Regions from separate parts of the Homo sapiens genome. Here regions 2 and 3 are each linked to region 1. The links are chromatin contacts, found by Hi-C or POLR2A ChIA-PET in ENCODE. All regions are on one chromosome and are shown on one strand. The core of a region is the stretch at or near the end of the contact, and the rest is flanking DNA. Distances in the headings are between cores, read along the strand shown.

Region 1 (2,700 bases), core at 1-2,500:
GCTACACAATACATGAAATGTGCTCAGAGGAGAGTGCTCAGAACTGAGAAGCCTCAGGAAGATGGATTTGGGGTGTGTGTGTGTGTGTGTGTATGTGTGTGTGTGTGTGTGTATGTCTGTGTGTTTTAATAGAGACAGGGTCTTACTCTGTTACTCAGGCTGGAGTCCAGTGATGTGATCACAATTCACTGTAAACTCTAATTCTTGGACTCAAGCGATCCTCCTGCCTCGGCCTCCTGAGTAGGTAGGACTACGGGAATGTGCCACCAATTTTTTTTGTAGTGACAAGGGTCTTCCTATGTTGCCTAGACTGGTCTTGAACTCTTGGCTTCAAATGATCCTCCTGTTTCAGCCTCCCAAAGCATTGGGCTTACAGACGTGAGCCACTGCACCTGGACAAATTTTTTAAAACATTCTATTGGGTAAATCTGTTCAATTGTTAATTGGGCTGCCTCAATAAGCAGTGAATGCCCCATCTCTGGAAGTGTTTGAATAAATTTGCATATAAAATTACTGTTATTCAGTCATTTTAATCTACAAGAATGGCAATTTCATATGGTTCAACCTAATATTTGGTGGAAAAGGTAGAGGATGAGTCAAGCAATTGATATTTTAAGAGCAAGTGACAGAAGCACATCTCAAACTGACTTCACCAAAGGGAAGGAGAGGTATTTATTAGTGGAGTGGAAAGCATATTGGCTCGTGTAACTGAAAAGCTCAAGTAAATTTAGCTTCGGGTATGGTTACATCCAGCAGTCTCTCTCTGTCTCTGCCCTGTCCTCCTCTGTGTTGGCTCCCTTCCCAGACACACCTGCCCCTTGTGCTAAGCAGCTGGGCACTAGCGGCTCCAGGCTTATGTTAAAGCAGCTTAACAACCCCAGCTAAGAGTCTCTCCTCACCAATAATTCCTGGGACTAACTCTTATTGAACTGAGTTGGCTCATACACTCCTCTCTGAATCAATAACTAAGCCCTCAGTTATTGACTCAGGGGCAGGGAGTAAAATTACTAATTGGCTTCGCCTCAATTACAAGTTGCCCTGGAGTCCAGAGGAGAGTGGGGTGAGAAAAGAGGATGTTCAGCCACATGGGCTGAAAGTAAAGAGAGGGTGGCTTTCCAATGGAAAACTGAGGTGCTACAGGTTGACCTGAAAATGAAATGGTGTGTTGGTTCTGAATCTATTTGAAAAATAAATAAGTAATAGAAAGATGAAGTGAACCAACCAAGTGAATCACCGGGTGAAAATGTGTTCTAAGCAGAGAGAGCAGCTGGTGCTCATGGGGGAATGAGCTAGGTAGGTTTGAGGAACAGAAACAAGGTCAGTGTTCCATTATCTGTTGCTGCAAAACAAAACGTCATAAACTTAATGGCTAAAAGTAATAACTGTTTTATCTCTTCAATTCTGTAAAATGACTAGACTCAGCTAGAAAGTTCTGCTCCATGTGATGCTAGCTGGCTGCCGTCACGTGGAAGGTTGACTAGGCTGGAACATCCAAGATGGCTTAGTCACATGGCCAGCAGTCAATGCTGCTGGCTGGGGGCTCACCTGGGGTTATGTATGGCCCAGGGCTCCTCAGTTCTCCTCCATGTGTCTTCTCTGTGAAGCTTTTGGTTTCTTACAGCATGGTAGCTAGATTCCAAGAAAGATAGCAAAAGCTGCTAATCTTTTTTTTTTTTTTTTTTTTTTTTTGAGACAATGTCTTGCTCTGTCGCCCAGGCTGGATTGCAGTGGCATGCTCTTGGCTCACTGCAAGCTCTGCCTCCCGGGTTCACGCGATTCTCCTGCCTCAGTCTCCTGAGTAGCTGGACTATGGGCGCCCACCACCAAGCCCAGCTAATTTTTTTATTTTTAGTAGAGACAGGGTTTCACTGTGTTAGCCAGGATGGTCTCGATCTCCTGAACTCGTGATCTGCCCGCCTCAGCCTCCCAAAGTGCTGGGATTACAGGCGTGAGCTACCGCGCCCGGCAGAAGCTGCTAATCTTAAAGCTTCAGCTCAGAAGTCCTGAAACATTAATTTAATCACACACAATCATGGAGCCAGCATATTCAAAGGCCATTACATTAGCGTATAGGAAGGAAAGAAACTGGTGGCCACCATCTTGGCTCCAGCCTTGGGGAGTAGGAGGCTGGGCCATAGTGAAGGGCAGAGTGGTATGCAATGGAATTGGAAAGGTAGGAAGGGGCTGGATCAGGGGTATGGAAACTATAATCCAGAGGCCAAACCCAGCCCACTGCCTGTTTTTGTAAATAAAGTTTTATTGGAAAGTAGCCACATTCATTTGTTTACTATATTGTCTATGGTAGAATCTAATAGCAGAATCGAGCAGTTGCAACAGAGACCATATGGCTCACAAAGCCTGAAATATGTTCTATCTGGTCCTTTACAGAAAAATCTACTGATGCCTGGGCTAAGTCATGGAGTGCCTTATAAGAATTGTTGAGGAGTTTGAATTTTATTCTAAGTGTGATGGGAAGCCACCAGAGGGTTTTAAACCAGTGAGCCACAATATCCCACCTACATATTTAAAAGATCCTCTCTGGGAATGGATTACTGGAGGATAAACATGAAAGCCGGGAAACCAGTTAGCAGACTATGACAATAATCCAGATGAGAGATGATAGAGTCAAAAACACAAGTGTGTGAATTTTGCACATGTATTCAGGAGAAGCAGCCTGCAGGACTTACTGAGCCATTGGAT
Region 2 (2,700 bases), core at 185-2,684, 1.1 Mb after region 1:
CTGTAGTCCCAGTTACCTGGGAGGCTGAGGTGGGAGGATGGCTTAAGCCTGAGAGGCAAAGGTTGCAGTGAGCTGAGATCATGCCACTGTGCTCCAGCCTGGGTGACAGAGTGAGACCCCATCTCAAGGAAATAAAAAAGAAAAGAAAAGAAACCAATATGCAGCCAGGCTCAGTGGCTCACACCCATAATCCCAGTGGTTTGGGAGGCCAAGGTGGGAGGATCGCTTGAGGCCAGGATTTCAAGATCAGCCTAGGCAACATAGCGAGACCTTGTTTCTACAGAAAAAAAAAAGAGAGAGAGAGAGAAAGACAAACTAATACACATAAAAGGCAGACACTGAGAAAAGTCTTGCCCTACCAAAACATGTGTGAATTCTGGGTTCGAGCAAAAACATGCACCACCTTTCACTTTGAATTCTAATGTGTGTTGACGTAATGTGTGTTGATGTAGAGTAAGAGCCCCAGAGCTTGATCAACCATGAAGAAATAAAGGAAAGGAAAGGAAAGAGGAGTCAGTCTTAGACACGCAACCTCATGCCTCACAGCTGTCCCTTATGAGCACACCAGCCAAATGCTTTGTCTACCTGCAAAGTGACTTTAAAAGGAGAGAACAAGGAGGAGCTGCTCTGTACTCCCTTTTTAAAATGTGGCACATGCTGTCATTCCTTCTATGATAGTTGGCCAAAAGACAAATCTGATTTCCTTTCCCAGACTTCATTTTAATTTTTATTTTTATGAAAGCAGGAAAAACATACTGCTCTCTCCATCCCATCCTCACTGTTTTTTTTTTTTAAAAAAATTAATATTGTTCCTTTTGAAAGACTAACCCCACTTCTCTTTTCTTAATTAGGCTCAACTGAAATATAGGCATAAGCATTCAACTGGGCAAGCCAAACTGAAAAACATCCCCAAGCCCTGAAAATCTAAATCAAGACCAAACCAATTATAGCATTTTATTTAGGTGGTGTTTATTTTTTGTATTTTTTTAACTGTCAAGTGATTGACAGAATTTATGGTAGGCGCAAAATGTTAAAGTATTTCTAGACTTTGCGGGAAGACATTAAGTTTGTCTATAGCCTCTAAACAAAATTATTTGTTTTCCAGTCATGCCTTTCAGTTTAAAAGTATTGCACTTTTACTAGCCACATCATTCTGGGCATATGCTTCTTCTGAGGAGACATTTTTCTAGCTGAGTTTAATCCAGTGAGTTAAAAGAGGGAAAGAATGTAAAATGGAACTCTCTACTTGCAGTTGGACATGCATTTGTTTTTCATCGCAGGATGCTAGGAAAGAAACCTCTCTGGTTGTCTAACTGTTTGCCTCACCTGTCTGAGGGCTGAGGCCCTGAGGACAGCATGCAAATTTCAACCCCCAACCCCATCCTCTCACTTCCCCTCCTCTATTGAGCATAACTTAGCCGCAACAGGATGCTACCCATTCACCCGTGGAGGCCTTACCTGTCGGTTTTCTTGATCAGGATGGCTCTAAAGATGTGCTCCAGGGGCGTCTTCTCCCGCTCATGGGTGGGCTGCACGAAGGGGTGCAGGGCCGCCAGCGAGAAGCCCTGCTGGTACAGCTCCAGGAGCTGGGCGGGCAGGTCACGCAGGGAGGCCAGCCTCACTGCTGAGGACCCAGGGAGCTCCGCTGGAGTGGAGAGAGGAGAGGCTCATCAAAGACCCATCACAACGCCCACTCAGCCCTGCCCAAACCCCTCTTCCCTTGCCCTCGGGGAGGATCCTCTAGGTCACTGCTAAAATGAGTTTGTCCCAGTTTTTACTGTCTTCAAACAGACTTTATAAGCAGCCTGTCGTTTTCCAAATCACCCAAAGGCATTAATAATTGGATGTCGGCCAGGCGTGATGGCTCAGGCCTATAATCCCAGCACTCTGAGAGGCCGAGGCAGATGGATCGCTTGAGCCGAGAAGTTTGAGACCAGCCTGGGCAACATAGTAAAACTCGGTCTCTCTTAAACAAACAAACAAACAAACAAACAAACAAACAAAAACAAAAAAACCCCCTCAAAATTAGCCAGTGCTTGTGGTCCTGGCTACTCAGGAGGCTGAGGTGGGAAGATCGCTTGAGCTGGAAATGGGGAGGTTTGCAGTGAGCCATGATAGGGCCACTGCACTCTAGCCTGGGCAACAGAGCAAGCCACTGTCTCAAAAATGAAATAAAATAAAATAATAATGGACTGTCTTAGATCTAGAGTCGTCTTATCAGTGATCACAATGAAAAAGTCATTTCCACCCTCTAAAAAAAAACACACAGAAATAAAGAAAGAAAGGAAGAAGGGAAGGGAAAAGAAGAAAAATACATTGAGCAAATATAAAAATACTAGGTGGCAAAAAGCAGCATAAACAAAGTCAAAAGACAAACTGGAACAAAATTTCTGTGACCCTTAAGACAAAGGGCTAATTTCCTTAAATTTGCAAAACACTCCCCACCCCAAAATAATTTTTAAACGGGAAAAATATATGAATAGGCAATTGCCTTAAAAGTGTAAAAGGCTAACCAATATTTGAAAACACACTTTAATTCAGCATTAGAATTACACAAATAAAAACCAGGAATATTTTCACCTATTGAATTATTTTAAAATTTGGATTTTTAATTTATTTATTTTTGAGAAGGGCAAACAACGTTCAAAAGTCAAAAGGTACAAATGTGTATTCAGTGAAAAGTCTACATCCTAGCCCTAT
Region 3 (2,700 bases), core at 197-2,696, 1.2 Mb after region 1:
TGGCAAGGCCTTAACTTATCCTGAGATGACACACGATGGCAGGGGTTGGAAGATGCCTAGTCTAGTTGAGCGCCCAGCTCCTGAAACAGCTGTACCGACTACAAGGGTTCCAGCACATGAGTTGCTGGAAACTGGGGTGACCACTGACAGAGATTGAGCCAGACTTTTTTTTTAAAAAAGTACTTCTTGTTTGTTTGTTTTAAGCCCCCGAAGAAACTCACTGACACCACCCAGCGTCCCTAGGGATCACCCATAACCACACAGGGCAGCTGAGGGCAAGCACAGAGTCACAGACAGACAGCAGGGAGCGTGCCTGGTTCTACAACCTTGGCCTCCACGCGGTTCTTGCTGCCAAAGGCAGCGACACCGGAGGTGAAGGGCACCAGCCCTGGCCTAGGACTGGGGTGCGCGTGCCTGACAACGGGGCTTCCCGAAATACACAACCACCTCCTCCTCGCCCAGACCCATATCCATCCTGGCGTCCCTTGAGTCTAGAGAAGTGGGTTAAGACAAGGGAAGAAAATCCCTTACAGAAGAGGAGATCCCCGTTTTCAGTGCTGGGGACTCTCGGCACCCGCGTCCCTGTGCTTCTGGTGGTTCCGGCGCTTCCTCGGAGCGCGCGGCATGTCTGCTCCTACACGTCCAGCACCTCTGTCCCCAGAGCAAACCCACCTCCCAGGGCACACGCAGAGGGGCAGTCAGGCACCGCCTCCACCCTGCCCCACCCAGGCCGCGCGCACCCCGGAAACCTGGACTCCGCGACCAGCTCCCTCCTGTTCTTTTCCGAGGACCCCAGCGGCAGTGTGTCCTGGACCCACCTGTAGCCTCCAAGCTCCCCCACCTCTGCGTCCTTCCTAGGCGCTTCTGAGCCTGCAGAGCCTACGACCCCCAACAGGCTGCTCCGAAGTGCCTCTCCCTACATCGCTCCAGGAATGACTCCCCTACACCCGTTCCCCGCAAAAAAAAGTTGGCCCAAGATCCAGGCGTCCCAAGGATCAGCCCAGGTCCCCATCCGACGCGGGCCAGGGGGTGCTGCTCTGGCAGCTCCGGAGCCCCGGCAAAGAGCAACCTGCAGGGAGGCGCCACGCGCGGTTCCCACTACCCGCCAGAGACCCGGTCCATGGGGCCAAACGGAGGGGCCTGTGCCGGTCGACACCCCAAGCCCTGTCGCGCCCCCCCCGCCGCCTACCGTATGGGACCGGCGGAGGAGAAGGCGCGGTCGCGGGCTCCCTGAGGCAGCGTGTTCCGTCCCGGGAGGAAAGTTTGTGCCATACAGAGGAGGCGGCGCGGGGAGGACTTGGGCGCCGGTGGGTGGAGGCGTGGGCGGTGGCGCCGCGTGGTCGTGTGTCTGTCCCTCCGGCGATCGGTGCGTCTGTCCCTCGCCGGAGCCCGCGGCCGCCGCGCTCTCGCTCGCTGCGCCCAGCGCCCGGCGCGCTCCGGCTCCAGCCCCGACGCGCCCCCGCCGCCGCCGCCGCGCGTCCGCCGGCTACACTTCCTCTTCCTCTGAACTCATGTGCAAAATATGCTACGCTGCATCTTCAGGGAAAGCCTCGCGGCCCCTGACAGCAGCCGCTGGAGCGGTGGGCCCGCCCAGCTCTCCCCGCGCCCCCTCGGAGTTCCGCCCGGTCACCTCCACGCGGCCGAGCTGCAAGCGACCCTGGCAGCCTCAGAACCCAGGGGTCAGGGGCTCATCGATCCTCCCTCCCAGCCCCTCCTAATCAAGGTTGTGTGCTGTCAGGAAGAGCGCCTGGGAGACAAGGATCCTTCAAGATTTGAGCCAGGATGCTGAAAGGGCGACTGCCATCAAGGTGCTGATGGCTGGGGGTGGGGTTGGGGCCGACTTGAGAGAGGACCATTTCTCGACCCCATTCCACAGGTGGGAGCATCCCTAAACATCTCAGGTGCTGCTGAAATTCTCTCTTGCGAGTTAGTGCTTCAGGGAAGGGTAATGCCACTGTCTCCGTTGCCATCCCTTGGTCTACCTACTTAAGATGTCCAGAGGTTTGAGAAGATCTGGAGAATCACCTTGCGTGGCAACTTGAGGCACCCAGGGAGAAAATTATATAAAGAGTGAAGCACTAGTAAACCAGGCTGCATTAGTAAAGTGAAGATGTGAGGCAAGGAGCCATTAGAAAATATTTTCTTCGTAAAACTAAACCAAGCAGAATTACAGTGTAGGGGTTAAGAGGGGGAACTTTAAAGTCAAATAATCAGGGTTGGATTCCTGGCTTTAGTACTTACTGGCTGTGTGACTTTGGGTAAGTGACTTAACTGCTCTGCGCCTATTTGTCACATGGCACTTCTTCGTGGGTTATTATATGTAAAGTGTTTAGCAACCACTCTATAACTTAGCTATTATCATTATTTTAAGGGGGCTAGAACAAGAAGGGTGAGATAATTTAATTAATTATCTCCATTTTCTAATTGGGCAAAGAAGACCCTGTGTGGGCAAAGTTAAGCACTGGAGCACACAGGGTGGAGGGCTGGTTTAGGGGCCCAGCAGTGTTTCGATGAGGTCCTTCTGGCACTAATAACACTCCTCCAGCAAGTAAGGAAGCACTATTTTGTTTTCAGGGACTCTTCCTGTTACCACAGCTTCTCAGAGATTTTCTTCCTTATTTTCTCTTTCCATAGCCTTTCTAGTTCTGTTTTGCTCCCCCTCCCTCACCACTGTTTTGTTTTTATTTGTTTTTCTCCTTT

The links. A loop is a pair of places that touch in the nucleus more often than their neighbours do. ChIA-PET counts read pairs that join two places held with the same protein, here RNA polymerase II (POLR2A). Pooled maps may share reads with other maps.
Region 2: a map with no recorded cell type shows a loop between it and region 1 (4-fold over the local background). The contact joins two enhancer-like sites. A Hi-C loop is called at or near these places in 1 of 37 single-sample maps with no recorded cell type and 2 of 50 pooled maps. POLR2A ChIA-PET finds 5 or more read pairs at or near these places in 1 of 52 experiments (activated B cell).
Region 3: a loop to region 1 is called in a pooled map, with 13 times the contacts of the local background. The contact joins the promoter of RFTN1 here to the enhancer-like site in region 1. A Hi-C loop is called at or near these places in 3 of 37 single-sample maps with no recorded cell type and 2 of 50 pooled maps.

What each region holds. Positions count from the first base shown.
Region 1 is chr3:15,344,466-15,347,165 of GRCh38, forward strand. No RefSeq gene overlaps it. Among named protein-coding and RNA genes, the nearest start is that of SH3BP5, 13 kb to the left of the region's middle. Within about 2 kb of position 1,251, at least 8 of the 41 ENCODE cell types and tissues checked have a DNase peak (open chromatin) inside an H3K27ac peak, as active enhancers do.
Region 2 is chr3:16,432,393-16,435,092 of GRCh38, forward strand. It overlaps RFTN1 (raftlin, lipid raft linker 1), which reads right to left. Exons shown (of 10, transcript NM_015150.2): 3 at 1,459-1,645. Among named protein-coding and RNA genes, the nearest start is that of RFTN1, 80 kb to the right of the region's middle. RefSeq lists a silencer at 1,333-1,462. Within about 2 kb of position 1,435, at least 3 of the 41 ENCODE cell types and tissues checked have a DNase peak (open chromatin) inside an H3K27ac peak, as active enhancers do.
Region 3 is chr3:16,512,253-16,514,952 of GRCh38, forward strand. It overlaps RFTN1 (raftlin, lipid raft linker 1), which reads right to left and starts at 1,447. Exons shown (of 10, transcript NM_015150.2): 1 at 1,190-1,447. RefSeq lists enhancers at 1-296, 847-926 and silencers at 1,217-1,576, 1,607-1,676.